Linked DNA regions of Mus musculus: all the other regions are linked to region 3. A link is a loop called in an ENCODE intact Hi-C map of the cell type or tissue named here. Cell type or tissue: left cerebral cortex. All regions are shown on one strand. Links, peaks and the distances in the headings refer to the core of each region. The heading gives the core; the rest is flanking DNA.

What was found. Peaks named below come from ENCODE experiments on the same cell type or tissue, not always from the same donor. Only the 100,000 strongest peaks of a DNase experiment are listed, where the experiment ranks them.
Region 1: a loop joins it to region 3, with 7 times the contacts of the local background. A loop is called at or near these places in 7 of 42 quality-filtered maps.
Region 2: it touches region 3 in a loop (5-fold over the local background); 11 of 42 quality-filtered maps call a loop at or near these places.

The regions. Positions count from the first base shown.
Region 1 is chr16:77,532,517-77,538,261 of GRCm38, forward strand. The region is part of intron 4 of Mir99ahg (Mir99a and Mirlet7c-1 host gene (non-protein coding)); the gene reads left to right. Among named protein-coding and RNA genes, the nearest start is that of Mir99a, 64 kb to the right of the region's middle. In left cerebral cortex, for the core only: a CTCF peak has its summit at 2,681 (motif pointing right); a DNase peak (open chromatin) is centred at 2,702; H3K4me3 peaks cover 11 bases; H3K27ac peaks cover 29 bases.
Region 2 is chr16:77,640,413-77,646,157 of GRCm38, forward strand. No RefSeq gene overlaps it. Among named protein-coding and RNA genes, the nearest start is that of Mir125b-2, 3.0 kb to the right of the region's middle. In left cerebral cortex, for the core only: no CTCF peak of the experiment used is centred there; DNase peaks (open chromatin) are centred at 2,214, 2,784 and 3,715; H3K4me3 peaks cover 1,750 bases; H3K27ac peaks cover 1,738 bases.
Region 3 is chr16:77,590,929-77,596,673 of GRCm38, forward strand. No RefSeq gene overlaps it. Among named protein-coding and RNA genes, the nearest start is that of Mir99a, 5.1 kb to the right of the region's middle. In left cerebral cortex, for the core only: a CTCF peak has its summit at 3,362 (motif pointing right); DNase peaks (open chromatin) are centred at 2,251, 2,678, 3,185, 3,850 and 1 more place; H3K4me3 peaks cover 1,839 bases; H3K27ac peaks cover 2,407 bases.

The sequences.
Region 1 (5,745 bases), core at 1,252-3,751, 59 kb before region 3:
CTATTGAGAAAATTATTTTACTCAATGTCAATTAAAGCGCATTTTCATTTCAATAGGTGCCTTCCAGTGGCATAAACGACAATGTTGTATTTAGTTCAGACTTTTGAGTATGTCACAATGCACAAACAGATGCTATTTAGATTCAGCCTGTAAACAATGATCTAAATATTTATTACACCAAGGTCTCTGATACCAAAGCTTGCCTTAAGGAAAATGAGTATTATGGTTATAATATTACACAATATTCTTAAAGATTCTTTTACTTAAAGTTATTATTATTTGACTTGTACTTGATGCAAAGGCCTATTAATAGTGACTTTCATGCTTATTATTTCTTCTGCAAATAAACAATCCAAGCAAGAAAATATTAAATACAGTTTTAAGTAACTTTGGAAATAAACATTGCACCTTTGACCTGTTCAGCATTCCTTTGGTTAATGGGTGCATTAGATCTAAGTAAGCAGGCAGGACTATAAGTACAGTTTGTTTATTTTTAATTGTTTGATTTCATTTTTTCATGCTGTGGTGGAATTGGAAGGATTTGATGAGTTTGTGCTTCGCTGGATTTATCCCAGTTTGCTTCTATTATTTTGATAATATTTCTAAGAATAATATTGCAGGAAATACTACTTATTTAATGTTTACATTCCTCAGAAATGTTGCTATACGTTTTATTAAATTTGAAAATCAGTTTTACTATTATCTTAGATGTCTCACACATGCAGAAAGCTACCCCAAAATTATATGACTCATCCAAGATTAAAACTTCTGCATAATTCCTGATCATTCCGAACAATCTCACCAAAATTTTCATTAAGAAATTTCAGTGCAGATTGTTTTGATCACACAGTGGAAACATAGCACACAAAATGGGAAAGGGCATGTAGTCCTTTGCCTTCAGTGTACAAGACTGTGGGTTTGGTTCCTGGTAACACACACACACACACACACACACACACACACACACACACCATATATATATATATATATGAATGAATAGAGGAGGAAAGAAAGATATACATAATAGCAGCAAACAACATATGCAGTAGCAACTCTGGTCTTTCAACACGAGGAAGGTAGACTCTACTTGAGGGACATCCTTACAACTTAGTGATAAAGGAGACCACTGTGGCTGAGAGCTACTTTGTCATAGGTTTTGTTTGTATTCAGTATTTTTACATCTGTGAAATGAACCAGACTGTGCCTGGTGAGAGTCACAGTGTTATACCTATAAATACATCTTTAGAGATGATGTTATACGTAACACATGAAATAGTTATGCAACTGTAGAATTATCAAGTGAGCATATCAGCTCAACATAAACAAAAGACCTCATATAAACCTCAGTGAAACCGCCACCTCCTGCTCATTTCCATTCATATGGCTGTATCTCCTGTTTTCTTATCTAGAGGAAAGGAAATTAGGATCAATTGATATTTTAGTATATATTGATGTCATTCTGGTTTCTACCTTCTAAATTTAAATTAAGTAATTTTTAGTAAATTATGATATTAAAATCCCTAGTTCAGAACATTTATTCGAAAGCAAATTTAAGAAAACACTCACATAGCCTTAATTTGAGTGTTACCAACTCTGAGTGTCTCTTACCTTAATCACCACTTAGCAAAATTTGTTATGTATATAGATGGATATTAACATACAATTAGAAAATTGTCCAAAACTTTTTGTACAGAGTATGTCCTCTCCTTAAATGTCTACAGACAACTTTTAAGCAATTCATGGACATAGTTTGTTTTTTAAAGAAGTTTTGGTTTAAAATTTTGCCTCTTGCCTAATGCTGTGTAACTGTGCAAAGGGTAATGATAGTTGGTTACCTTTGAAACACCCCGGAGAGTTTCTCTCCATATTTACGTTATTACTCTTTGACCCACAAATTCTAGTCACACAGTCTGAAATTCTTTTGCCTCCATCAGCTTCATCTATTAACTGAAAACAATGGGAACCTTCATGAACCTCCATGTTGAACAGAGAAAAATTCCAACCCAGCATTAGATTTCTAACTGTAAATCGAGACTTCCTTTCTTCTTGTTTTTTAGAATCAAATCAGAATCAGAATTTTCACAAATGATTTCTCAGTGGAGACTTGAACTCTGATTACCATGTAAAGAAACCACGGTATCTTTCATGAATCAATGACTATCACTTGGTGTGATAAATTATATAAAAAAAATGCACTCAGTGTTGCCTCGACTCTGTGCTACCTAGGCTGAGGGCATAAACAGTAAGAGTTTTCCATATTTCAGCAGGATGGGGTAAGGAGGATGGTAAGAATTCCATGGTTAGACCTGTAAATGAGAAATAAGACTAAATCCTGGTAGTTTTCCTTTTATGTCCTTAGCATTCAGGTTTAGTTTGTCTATGGAAATAATTTACAAGTACTTGTAAAGTAAAATCTAAAAGGTAGCCGATTAAAAGATAACCACTTATTATATAACCTCAGAAATGTCCTTGTAGCAATGTGCATATGCACATGGATGAGTTTATAATCATTGCATAACTCTGATAAAGGTTAAATCATTTAAAATTTTAAAATAGAAAAACATTATGTTAAAATTGAGAATATTGTTTTCCTATTATTTTTTCAATGAGAAAAGTAAAGTTTCACATTGTTTTATGTTTAGCACCAATTCTGGGAAGGAAACTAGGTTTTCCACTTGAGAAGGCACTTTTTGTGCTGACTCACCACTAGGGGGAGAACATTGCTAGAAGAGAGTTTGACATCATTGAAAATAGAGTAAGCTTTTGTGTGTATATGTAGTGTGTGTTTGTGTGTGTTTGTGTGTGTATGTGTGTGTGTGTGTGTGTGTGTGTGTGTGTGTGTGTGTGTGTGTGTGTGTGTGTGTGCACGCGCTAGTGCTTATGCGTACCAGAGGTTTTGTATATTTTTTAAAAGTCTGGACATGCTTAGTAATATTGGAATCTAATACCAACACAGTATGTGCTGGCCTTTTAACATTCAATTTCCATCCATTTTCCTAAGCCTTTGAGAGCTAAGGATTGACAGCTTTCCTTAAATCTCAGAGGGAAGGACTTGGAAGAAGGCCATTGGATAGGATGGTCAAAAGAGCAGCTGCACTTTGGTCTGTACCAATGCTGTAACTCTATGTGGAAACATATAAAGCTTGGTTTTGATACTGGAGTGAAACTACCTAGACATTGAATTTGAGGTTTCCTTTTATGTTTCTTTGATAAAACTTCAGCTGGAGACAAGCCCTAATCTCATAATAAAATGAGCTTTTCTTGGAGGCCCCGTAGCACTATTGGGGTTAACAATATTGAACTGAGTTTGGTCTTCAGAACTTTCTGAATGAAGATAATTTCAAAATAGTGATGTTTCAATTTGACTTTCAATTTTGCAAACATATCCCCCAACCCAGATTTCTTATCTTTAACTATAGGCCTTTAAAAACTAAGAAAATATGCTTTAATTATTGGGTATAGAAATCTCCAAGTTTACAGATTTAATCTGTTTGTAAACCGTAATCTTATTAAAATTTGGTCACTTTTTAAAAAATCTGTGACTTACTCTGTACTTTATATAAAATGCATCTTTCTCAACAAAAGAATGTCTCCTGTGGAAAAGGCATATCTTGTGCCCCCCCCCCCCCCACACACACACACACACACACACACCGTGATAGTTTTTGTTTGGCTGTTTCTTTCCCTATTTTATTTCTCCTATTTACAGTCCTTCTTCATATTGTCTGAATATTCAGGTCTCCTAACCTCCCCTGTAGCTTTATTGCCTCTTTCCTGCCCCTCCCATTCTATCCCCACTCTCAAATGCATGCCCCTTCATATATTTTTCTTAACATCCTCCTGCATTTCACTTTACTTAATTTTTCCCAATAATATTAACAATTCTTTATATCTTCCTGCCTTCACCCCTCCCTCCCATTATATTGTCGCATCTACTCTCTCCCGAAGCAAAGCTGCGATTCACTCAGGGGAGGTTACTTTCTCATGCGCACAGCTCATTGCTATGATGATTTCAATGATGCCAGCATATTTTAACCACATCGTTATCAGGGAGCCTCACTTCTCAGTGAATGCATATCAAGTGACTTCTTTTGTGATTGGGTTACCTCACTCAGGATGATATCCTCCAGATACATCCATTTGCCCAAGAATTTCATAAATTCATTGTTTCCATTAATCAATTGTGGAACTCGAGATTCAGGCAAGGAGAGCATTTATTAGAACGTATCCTGCTTGTTCCCACACACACCTCATTTCCGTTGCTTTCTAATGAGGAATTGTACAAGGCTCAACCCTCCCTCCAACCCCCAGCCCTTACCTCTCCTTTCTCTATCCCACCGTGCCCCTCTCCCACATCCATTCTCCCGTACAGTAGCTATATCAGAACATGCAGCAGGACGGCATTGTGCAAACTGGTGGCCACACAAGTACTTTGTATTCACGAGAGGTTTCGAAGTTCAGCAGCTGCATATAAATATGCATAGTTGAGAGATTCATGATGCTGCCTCCTCACTCTAGTGCTGGTTGGCTGCAGCGCGCAGGCACTACAAATCAATGAACACTTTCCCCATCGATCACCGGCTCACTTGCAAGCAGACAAAACACAATGCCAGAAACCCACAGAGAGCTCCTTAGTGAGCGAAACCTCACCATCAGAAGATTCAAAATAGCCGTCCCCCCCTCCCACCCTGAACCTCCACACTCTCGACCTCAAATGTCTTCTTCTTATCCAGTGAAGATCATAAGCCGTTAGAAATAAGTATCACCCGAAAAGAAAGAGTGGGGAGGGAGGGAAGAGCAATGATAAATGAGGGTTTTGAGGGTCCTCACATTGTGCTTGTCACAAAACAAAAGATCCGTTGAGCATTAACACATTAGGAAATAAAAAATAAAATAAAGTAAAATAAAAACGTGAATCTGCTTATGTTGATTGTATTGCTTTACAGTTACAGGATTGAGTGTAGCAGCATCTACATACGCATAGCTGTAGCCCATGTGGAAGACATTTGCAAATCATCCAGTTATTAGATGGCTTTGTGTATGGCAGGGTTATGACTGCTGAGTCAAAACGCAGACCTATAGACACACAGACATATATACAGACAGACAGACAATGTGCTTCATAGTGAATATCACATATCCTCATGTTGATTGCACAATTTTTGCAGAGGGTTCAGATATATTTTATGTTGCAATTATAAACATCTTAGAAGTTTAATCTTATCTACTACATATTCATATACAGCATAGTAATTAGTCAAATATATATTTCTTGGTGAAAAGATATAAATTTATGTTGTTTAGAGAACAAGCCCCCTTTTCAGTTTTAAATGGATTAACCATGACAAAAAAAATAGCTTATTGTATTGAAACAGCGCTGAGCTGTTACTCTGTATTTTTAACATTGTCAACTTGGCAGTAAAAATTTCAATGAGGATAGTAATCCTTTTGATGCTTTTTTACCATGTGTTCATTCATTCACTCAGCGCTGCCCTATTTTGCAATACTGTTACAGCACTATGGAATGGAGAACACAGCACAATGGTGTGGTGGTAGGCTGGAATACAAAATCCAGCGCAAGGGTATCTGTGTTTGAAGCATATGATTATGTATATAAACACATAAACGAGTATGTGGCTTTCAAACTTAAGAAAAGTGTAGCTCAAGAGTCAATATAATGAAGCTCTCTCATACAGAATTGATAATTGAATGACATATCTACTCCAAGTGTATCTTTCCAGTTAT
Region 2 (5,745 bases), core at 1,252-3,751, 49 kb after region 3:
AACAAAGCCATTCCCCCCCCAAAAAAAACCAAACAGCAAAATTATTAAAGAAAAGTGAGTCATATATTTTCTTTTGGTTAAGATCAAACATTCTTCTTCATTATTATGATTTTAATATACACTTTTAGTTTAGTATATTTTGTCTTTCTTTAAAATCTGATTTGGGATCTATTCCTTACTCGGATGTATCTTACTTAGACAAACAAGAACACTAGGTGTTTTAGTTCATAGAAAGTTCCTAACCAGACCAACACCAATTCACTGATATCTGAGTCTCATCTCTATCGTTTGCTTATTCGTTATGTGCACTAAAAAAAAAAATAAGAGATCTATTTCTTTTATTTCAGTTTCTGCTATTCCTTTCTAATGTGGAAAAATGGAGAGAGAGAGGAAAAAAAAAACCTCTCTGTATTTTTGCTTCTCTCACGACTACTCCATGCCTTCTGGAAAGCAGAACTCTGATATGTCTTGGTTGGCACTAGAGAGAACATGGCTCTCCATTCTGGAAAGGTTAGACAAATAAGCATGGCCGAGCTACTCGGAGCCCACAGAATGAAGAGACTGTTGAGTCTTTTGATTTTGTTAAATCATTGTTATATTTGGGGGTGGGGAGAAGCTTAGTTTTTCGAAAAGCTTTCTCCATAAGTCATCTTACATTTTAAAAAGCTATTAGTAAATAAAACTGCTTTAGCCAAAATTTAGAAATAAAGGCACTTCCATCAAAAGGAAATACTTTTAATATTAGATCCCTAAGTAAATCAATACAGTTTCTGTCTCCTAAAGGAGAAGGAAAACACTGGGGTCCAGTGATGAATTACTCTATAAACCTTTTGAGGGGTGGGTTAAGTCAGAATTATATAATATATTCTTCACAAAGTTAGAAAATAGTTTAAATTCACATTGTCCAGAAGAGTAGATTCCCATCAATTCATACTGCCCACCAGAGATACAGATAGGGGAACAGAGGCAATGAACTTTGATATTTTTAAACATTTACTTTATATTACAGATTTCTGGTTGTAGCTGATTGCAGAATGCAAGTTAAATATGGCACAAAAATATTCAACAGGTGAATAATATACAGTGTCTATACTTTCATGAATTTTAAGTCAAAATATAAACTATGCATCAGTTTATATCATCTGTCCTCCTTATTACAAACATCATACATTAAATTAATGATACTCACAATTACACCAATTTTACATACCCTTTAGAATAAATAAAAGACATTCTTGCCCTGGAAGAAAGGATATTATTTCAAAGCATTACTTCCTTTAATTTGATAAATAATTTACCATCCGAATCAGAGCAGTGAGTTTTTAAAAGCTTAGAAAATAAATGTCCAATAGTATTTGAAAATAATTGTTGCGTGATTGTACATGTGCTGCATCTTTCAAATGAAATGTAAAAGTGAAGTCAAAACTTTTCTTTGTAAATACTTTGCCTGTGGTCACCGCATAAATTCTGACGTAGGGAAAAGCTTGCTTCAGTGTTTGTTGATTAGAAGCTGAAAGGTAGCAAGGACCTCAAGCTAGCATCTATGACAGTGGTGACCACATTGTTTGATTTCAACATTTCCTTTCAAATCAATGTTGATGTAACCAAATCTGCTTTCCTATTGGCCCTAAGAGAAGTCTTGACAGAGCCTGGCCACTTGGAACAGGCTAACTCATGTCTCAATATAAATATTGTAACCCACAGTCATTCAGTAATAATTATTTTCCTTTCAATGTTTATTGCTTTGATTTTCTAAATCCCTCAGTTAATATATTTTGTGCTTTCTGTGGAGTTAAGCCATGTATGCTTGTATGAATGTAAAGAAAGAAATACCATCGATTAAGGAGAAAAGTTGAAGGTGCCTTGTATCTTGTATCTTGTCCCAAGAGCTGCAAGTGAGATGTTCATGCACAAGGTCTACAGAGCGGGATATCAGTGGCCAGTAGCTGTAAGCACACACTCAATTATTAAAATCGTCAACCTGTTAGATCTGATAGCCATAGCAAAGTCATGACACTCATTTATCAAGAGCATTGTAGGTAACTATATGGGGGGACAAAGGCAGCCTAAAGAATTCACATATGTAAGAGAGTTAAAAAATCAAAATAAAGTCTGATCAAGGCAATAAGCTAGACGCAAAAACAGGACAAGTTCTGCAGGCTTCTTGCTGCCACTGGCAGACACTTGTGCTAAGCTAACCTGTGGGTGTCTGTCTTTATTTCAACTTTTCATCCGATTCTGGACTCGAGTCCTTTGCAGTCTCCAGACTCAGAAATCATGCTTCATATTCTCTGTGGCAATTAACAACCAGCATGGCGGCTCTGCTCCTTCCCATCTTTCTTTCTCTGGGTCTCTATTCCATCCATCTCTTTTTCTGCCTACCTCTCTCATCCTTTTCCTTCATGCCTTTTTTTTCTTTTTTTCTGAAAGTACGAACTCAACATCCTGTTTCCTTCCTGTGGACATTCTTTTCCTTTTTTTTTTTTTTTTTTTTCCTTTTTCCGCTGGTCTTTGTGCTTGAGATTTGCTGGCCCCCACCCCCACCCCAGCCCACCTCACCCCGCCCCACCCCTGTTTCCTTTTCCTTTTTTTTTTTTTTCTTTCAAATCAGAAGCCTGTAAGAGCTGATTTCTACTTGCATCTCTTTATGGATCCTGTGATGTTTTCTTTGGAACCTCAGCGAGCGGTTGGTTGTTCTCCGCAATTGTTGCCACAGATCTGTTGCCAAACTGCTACCTTCCTTGGTCGTGCGTGCCGCATTGCATGCTGGGACTGCCTATGAGAGTAAACTGACATATTTGCAGCACCAGCCAGCATTGGCTGGAGGATGGTGATAGTTCCTTCCCTTTTGTATGCTTTTTTGTATTCTGTAGAGTCACCAATAGCTAAGTCTGCCCGGCAAGTAATTCAGAAACACTGCTAGTGTAGAAAGGGAAGGTGGCAGTTTACCATACTGTCATCCCAGGGAGAGACTGGAGAACAAAGAAACTGGTGTCTTCTATGTTGTGAAACACCAGCACAATCATGGCCAAAGGTTTTGGCTCTTTAGTAATAGTGTACAGATGTACAGGGATCCACCTTTTATTTAAATCTACATATTCAATCACAATATGCTGAACCAGAACACTTTTACGATGTACATACCCACGAACAGTCAGGTATTATTATTTTTAAAAGTCTTTAAAATTAAAATATACTAATATCCAGCTAGTCGATCTCATTCCACCAAGTTAGCATTTCAACACAGTTTAAATCCCGTTGATGAGTCAGATCTTGGCAAGTCTTGTCTTTTAATTCCTATGAAATGAGAGCATAGCTAATAAAAACATGAAGCTATCACTTCGATTAAAATCCTAGCTTTTAGATTTTATTTATTTATTTATGTATTTATTTATTTGACTAGAAAGAATTGATCTCTACACACCCAGCCTTATGGGCGTATGGATGTACGGGTGTCTGCTGCTGGGTGGGGTCTTCACATAAAAACGGATAGACTTTCTTTTGCCCTTTCTTCAGTCAAAGGGGGAAAGAAAATGAAACCGCAGAATAAAGTCTAAGGCTGTTAAGAAACTGATGGTATTTTTTTTTTTCTGTGTCACGTGTGTGTGAGCCGGCCTGGCTGCTTCCTTAGGTGGGGACCCGGGCGAGACTCTGCCTGAGTCTGTCTCCACACTGCTCTTGCAGATCTGTCTTATTGATTAGCAGGGAAAAGGGTGGGGATTGGAGGGAAGGGAGGGGAGGACTAACTGGCGACTGGCTCATTGAAGCACAAGGCATTTTCTTCCGGGAAGATGTCAAACAGCTGAGAGACAGCCACAGAGGAAGTAGAAAAGGTGGAAAAATAAGGACAAAACGAAGGCATTTCTTAGGAGAGTCTCAAGGCTTTTTTTTCTTTTCTTTTTTAATTCGCTCTCTCCCTCTCTCTCTCTTTCTCCCCATTTCCTTCCATCATCTGACCTGCAGAAGCTAGAGTGACAGCGTCATGCAAATGCCGCAGTCCAGCAGGTCTGGGAGAGGGTGGATGCCAGACTGTGCGTTAATGTTAATGATGAGCGCAGTGAAAATACCAGCCGCCGCCACCCCTTGCACACAGAAGCGCTCTGAGTCAGCATCAGATGCTAGCCCGACTCTCTCCGTGTGTCTGTGTGCCTGTGCGCGCGCGCGTGCTCGCTCGGGCATCCGTGTCTAGCCGAGGGGAGGGGGTGGCGTGTGAGTGCGTGGAGGGTAAAAGCCAGTCAGTCAGTGAGAAGCAAAGGTACGTTGGAGAGCAACTAAAATCTGACTGATTTCCATCTTTGGAGCATCAGATGTATTCCCTAAGGAGGATGGGTCTCCGTGATGGGGGTGGTATAATTATGTTAATGTCATATTTATGGAGGGGTGAGATTTTTCATTCTAATAATTGGTTGAATGCTATGGTCAAAAATTGTAAAGCCATATTCAGTTTTAAGGAAAAAGCATGGACTTTTATCTAAGTACTGTTTTGTTTTATTTAATTTTATTTTTTTTCCTCTTTGCTTTTTGTGAATGCTGCTTTTTGGTTGTTTCTTTTGGTTTTGGTTTTATCTTTTTTTTTTCTTCTATAAAACTATTTATTTGGGGCCATAAGTGATTCAGTATGGGAAATCAAATGATAAACAGAAAGAGATCTTATATAATGATGCATTACATCACGGAACAGAATGCTTAAGTCTTACAAGGCAAAGTAAAGATCTGGGCAGGGGTGAAGGGGGGTGGTGGTTAGAAAGGGGTGTGGTACTAGGGTGGGGGAGGGGAACACTTAGCAAATATTTTGTTCAGCATAGCTTTCCTTGCAGCTTCCTGGAAATGGATGGTTCACCTGCCTAGAGGAAAACACTCTAAATCATTCCATTTCTCTCTCTCTCTCTCTCTCTCTCTCTCTCTCTCTCTCTCTCTCTCTCTCTCTCTCTCTCTCTCTCCCCCTCTCTCCTTTTCTAACCCCCCTGCTTTTCCCTTTTAAGATCAACCACTTCTGAAGAACCAGATTCCACTTCTGTGGCCAGGAGTTTTATGCTGTGCTAAGTGTGATTGTTTTGCCCTGCATTCTGTGCTACTAAACCTTGGATCATTCCTAAAGTCCAGATTCTGCTCTTTCACAACAAGGCGAAAAGATGGGAGAGAATTTGATGAATAGTCAGGATTGAGACTGTGTATTTTCAAAAGTATTGAACTATATAATGTAATTATTCAAAGTAAAGGATCTTTTTTTGTTTTCTTACTATGTTGCCAGGATTTTAAGTTAAAGCTTGTTAGGTGGTCTTGTTCAAATAACTATGAAGTGTGCATGAAAATATTTGCTGTCTGAATAGTTTGCATATTTAAAGAGAAAAATCAACATTAATAGGTATTAAATTATGACATATTCAAAGTTTTTGTTTAAATCTTATCTGTAATAATTTAAATGAGAGTTTGAAGTGTTGTATATCCTGGGCCCACAGTAACAGTTGTGATATATAAAACTTCAATAGAAGCAAAATATCAATTAGGGCCCCATTAACTGGCATATAATCCTTTTTTAGTGTAATAGAAGTGGGTGTTGCTGTAAAAATCTGCAAGGAGCATATTTTAACCCATTTTTGTCTCCTTCTTTGGATAGAATGGGGTGATTCTTAAATGTCCATTGTCTGCTTTGTTTTTCATGCCCCACATTACTGTAAGTTCTGATCTATAGGTGGCCGTCCTGATTATTCAGCTCATCTTTGACTTTCATGTGTTACTTATGTT
Region 3 (5,745 bases), core at 1,859-4,358:
AACAACTTAAACTCCACCACAAAATCTTGTTTTAAAATTAATCGATATTTAAACAAATGTATCACTCCTTGTGTTATTTCAGTTGTTAATGTTCTGAGGTTTGTTTTCTAGGCTTATATTTTTATTTCATTTACCTTTTTTCTATATTTCAAAGATGTATTTATTAGAAACTTTAAAACTATTTTAACTCTTTAATTTCTTTTTTATCATTTATCTATCTATTTATTTTAAACTCCAGATTGTATTAGCCTAAAACTAATGCATTCTCCCACGGCATCTTTGTGAGTGTTTATGCATGTGTGAGTGTGTGCGTGTGTGTGTGTGTGTGTGTGTGTGTGTGTGTTTGTATGTGTGTGTGTGTGTGATTACATTTGTTTTCATTTATTTCCCCTCCCTCCAAGCCACCTTAATTAACTCTTCTTTAGACTTGTCTTATACTATTCCAGTGATGTTGGGCAAAGAACATCTGGACTCTTTATTTTATCTTGGCAGCATTTTGGCTTTCAAGCTGATATTTTTAAGTGTGGGTTAGAATTCAGCTACAGTTCCTTCTGTGGTATTTGGCTATAGAAAATGGCAATTTCCTTCCTGGGGAATAGTGGTGTATGGCTTTAAACCCAGACCCTGGGAGGCAGAGGCAAACAGATCTCTGAGTTCCAGGCCAGCTTGGCCTATACAGTGAGTGTCAGGATAGCCAGGGCTACACATAGAAACCCTGTCTTGAAAAAAAAACAAAGTGGAAAGAAAAATTAAAACAGTATTGTCCCAATAATTACTGTCCCTGTGGGCCACTGTTCTTCTGATGCCATGACTGAAAAACAAACAAAAACCAAAGAGTTGAAAACAAACAAACAAACCAGCAAACACCAGTCAAAAGGTGAAGGGAATTATGGGCATGCCAGTCCTCAGTCTGTCACAGTCTCTTTCTATCTGTTTTATACATATTCTTTGGGATATATTGGTGGTATTTAATAGAAGATTTAAATAAAAATATTTATTCCATGCTCTTAAACACAAAAGTTTGCTTCTTTCTTTTTCTTTGTTTCTTTCATTTGGAATTGCGAGGCCACCATACAACTTTTATATCAGTTAATTTATGGAAGTTAAACATAAAATTGTGAAAACCTAATTAATGAGTTTTTACTGAAAGGGAATAGTTCGGATTGAGGAAAGACTTCCATAGGTAATTTATATTTAATATGCATTTCCTTTCTGTTCTTCAATATCTTCCTGCTTGTTTCATAAAGAGTTTCACCTTAATAAATTTCCTCTGGATACCAACTTAGCTACTTTACCACGGGCTTTTCTTATTTAAAAGTATTTACTGAATGACACCTCATAGGAGTCTCTAGCGCTAGTCCCCTATACCCAGTGTAAAACCTATCAAACACTAGTGCTTAATTGCCGCATAACTGAACGGTCACTACAAATTTACACTTCTCATTCTATGTCTGTCACCTATTTTGTGCATCCTGAACATACAGGGCTTTAAATATGCATTGTACAATTCTCCCTACCCAACACTCTTTAGTGCTGTGGTTAAGACTCTAGAAAACGTTGCCCAGGATTTTTCAGTCTAGGAGAAAAACAATCGCAAACTTCAGCACATGTTTAAGGTCAAGTTCTACTGTGTAGAACTTCGTGCAGTTTTCAATTACAGACAGGCCGGATTTTGTGATGTTTCCCATATGGGCATGTGATATTCACCCCTTACTGCTCCTAAAGTGACCTCGTGAATAAGATAATAACCTTTAAATCCATTGATGGGATGTTTCCGAGTTCTGACTTTCACAAATAATGTTTAGGCAAGTCGTGTTTTAACTATCAAATAATATTTAATATATGTGCATTCCTGGAGAGGGACATGGATCCATTACTCAGATAAGGCAATGAACATAATTCTAGACTTACTACAAACATAAGTGACTTTAATATACAATCACTACAAATTTTTCAATCATGTATGAAAATGTAGGTCTTCTGCATTGTCCTCTGAATTTTGACTTATATGTTAACGATGCTTGCTCTGCTACTTGGCTTAACATTCTGCTTAAGGGAATATTTAAAGATTGAATTCACTCCACTCTTGTTAGGAAGTATGGAAATGTTTGTACATGGGAAAAAAATCTCATTGCATGCTAGAATGGAAATTCACCAGGGAGGGGGAAGCTGTTCATTTTATTGCCTAAGAGCTGTTGATATGCTCCCTGAATCTTTCAAAGGCATCTTTCATGCCACACAGGCAACCCGCAGCCAGTCAGAGAACAGAAAGAACACTTCTCACATGTGTCAATCTCCGAAAACTTGCATAGCAGCTGTGCTAGGTAGTGATGGGGATTATCGCAAGACCCAATTGCAGGGGTTTGCCTGCTGGAAGAGACACCCCATCCTCTCAAGGGACCACTTTGTTGGAGATGGTAGCAATAATGCATCTCTGTTGCTAGTGGATATTGTGGCCATGTAGCACAAAATTGGTGCTAGATAAAAATCAGAAAGTAATAAAAATGCAAAAAGGAAAACTGGGAGGTTTGGTTTTGTTTCAAAGTCTTAAAGTGGGAGAATAAAACAAATGTGCTAGGCTTGTTGCGTTTACAAAAAAAAAAAAAAAAGAAAGAAAGACAAGAAAACAGATATGCCTTTAATGACGAAAACTCGCAGGGCAGGGCATTCAGTCTTCCGGTTTGAGAACCATTCGGGTGCGTTGAGAAACAAAGTTGCAAAGTAAGCATGTTCAGACCTTTATTTGCTAATTTTTTGTAGGAAAGATCTCTCTCTCTCTCTCTCTCTCTCTCTCTCTCTCTCTCTCTCTCTCTCTCTCTCTCTCTCACCCTCCCTCCCTCTCCCTCCTTCTCTCCCTCTCCCCCTCCCCTCCCTCTCCCTCTCTCCTATGAGCCAGAGTTTTCTGTGCAAATGAAACAGGCGTTGTAAGAATGAGATTCACTTTGGACCACTCTTCACATTCCAAGTCATGACTGCGTTAAGCAGCACAATCCCATCTCTGGTTGATGGGCAGAAAAAGTGGGCAGCTTGCCAGGTAGACGTTTCCATGACTCCCAGCCCCCAAAGGTGATGCGTTTTTCAGCTAATTCAATGAAGAGTGGGCTGAACTTTGGGTCTAAACGAGACAATAGCTGCCTTCGCAGTATCAGCAGAATGGTTGATGGGAATGCCTCACTCTACATTTGGCAGAGAATCATGTGACCTGACGACTGAGATTTTGTGATGGTGCCAACGGAGACTTGGAAGCAGCAAACGGCCCTGACTTTTTTCTTCTTTTCTAGCAAGGATCAGAAAATGGTGGATCTTAAGACTTGACTTTAGCCAGTCTCAGCAAGCAACTGAGCTTTGAAGCACAACCTCGTCTTTATTCTGGGCTTTTGGCAGGCCACCAGGAGGCTGTCCCTTTCACGCCTGATAAATTCGGCTGCTTATCTCTAAAGAGAGAGAGAAAAGGAAAATAATAACAGAATATTGAGGCATAACAAGTGAATCCTAAATTGTATGTGCTTTTTTTCTTTTGTTTTCTTTTCTTTCTTTCTTTTTTTTACCTTTCCTGACTGCTGTTTTGTTTTGTTTTTTAATTTTTATGTTAATATCTTTTCTTTTTCCTTTTTTTTTTCTTCTTTTGGTTACTGAAGAATTCAAGTAGTTTGGGTTATTTATGTATGTATGTATTTGGTTTATAATGAACAGGCATTTGAACTGGTCGGACAGGACGACAGAGCAGTGAGCATGAGATCATTGCAGCCGAGTAGCAAACTGGCACCCAGCCTTTTCACCCCTTCGGTTCGGGAGACGAACGTGTGCAGTCCTCGTTTCTCAAGTCAGCCTGGAAGGATTCCGGGACTCTCCCACCTTCTACCATTCTGCTGCCAGTCGGTGGCAACGATTGGTGCAGATTCTGCGCAGTGCTTTGTGCCTGGAATATGGAGAAGGAAGAGAATGAAGACAAGCCCTCTGGACCTCCTTCTCTGAGAAATACCGGGAGCCCAGAAGAAACAGAAAAAAAAAAAATCCAAAACAAAAACAAAAAACCAAACCAAACAAAAACCCTGAGCTTCTCAGTATTCGCCAGAGTGCTGAAAAATACTGATAATGATGCGGAATGCCTGCGTGAAAACAAAAACAAACCAAAAATGCAAACCGAGACAAACCCAAAAAAGCAAACTTTGGTTTGTCTAACTCCTGAGACATCGGGCTTCGTTAAGCAGCTTGGAAGGCAACACAAATCTATGACCCTTCTTTCTTTTATTTATTTATTTTTGTTATTATTTCAAAAAACAATGGCCTAAGAGCAGTACATTGCACTTGGTGAACCCGCACTTTCATACCAGGTATAACTTTTTTTTTGTTTCTTTTTACGCTTTCTATTCCATAAATTAGACTCCTTGCAGTTTCAATTTGTTCTTATTAACTCATTACCCACTTTACACTTTTTTCTTTTGCTTTCTTACTCTAATCGTGATTAGCGTAGACACTAAACTGGAATAAGAAAACTCTCTATAGACATAAGCTCCTGCTTTGGTTGTTCACAGAAGTTTTAGGCAGACAGTAGTGTGTGTTATCTCTGATTTTTGTGTCCAGTAATATATTTTGTGGAGAAACGGGCTTGGGAATCAGTAGTAGTAAGGAAAGTAAAACCTTTTCTGTGACTCCTAATTTTAAATGCAAAAGAAGAAATTTCTCGAAGTTCTAAAAAGAGATCTTGCTTCAAAAATGCATCCATATAATGCTAAATAAAATTTCTTTTCATGCCGGTTTCAGTAGAGGAGAGATGGGAATAAACAGAGCGGATTCTCCGTTGCGAAGTAAAAAAAATAGCTTGTTCCTTAATAATTCTACTTCTAAAAATACAAGGAAAAAGAATTTGCCCTAGAGCAGTTGGGAAGCGTTGGAAGTTGCCCTTCACTGTTGTGGTGGGGAAAGTCTGTACAAACTTGCTTTCAAGTTCAGAGTTGCTTTGGCTCGGCAGGTGAATACATTGCATTCTAATTATTTTCTCTATTTGTAGAAGGAAATTGCTGAGCAAGTCAACGTCTTGTAACAAAATGCAGCTTTTCCTATTTTAGTGGTAGAGGGTTAAATGATATGCCCCCTTTAAAAACTTCTTTACTAAACAATGTTTCTAAACATGCAAGAAAATCTCTAAAAAGAAAAAAACGTTTTGAGATATGCAGTGTGTATCAATGAAGATTACAATGTTCATACTAAGAACTGGCATGATAATATTAGCTATGAGAAGAAAACTTTAGCATAATTGTTATGATTTTAAAATTATATTTCATGATATCATAAACATCAAGGATAAACAAAGAGAAATATTATACAGCTGGTTAATTCTGTCTTCTTTTCAGTTATATTATGAAAGGATTAACAGTTACCCAGACCTAATATAAAGATAATATTTGAAGCAATGTTTTATTGACTTTATCGGTTATTATTCACTAATTATTTGCAGAATAGCTCTTCTTCCTCCTTTGTTATTAGAAAGCCAACTTCCAAAGGCTTAATTAATATTGATAAACCTGTTTTCATGTTTCATGATTCTTTAGTTTAAAAAACATTATTTTGAATCTTATTTTAGGAGCCATTAATCTCCACACTCTTAATTATCTTATTAAGCTCCATGCCAAATCCAAAGCTCTTTTCAGCTTTCACCCCTTCATTGTGAAGAACCCAGTCGCTTCCGTAAGAGACACGTCCTTTCACTTTGAGAACTGTTCCCGGGAAAGCAACACCAACCAG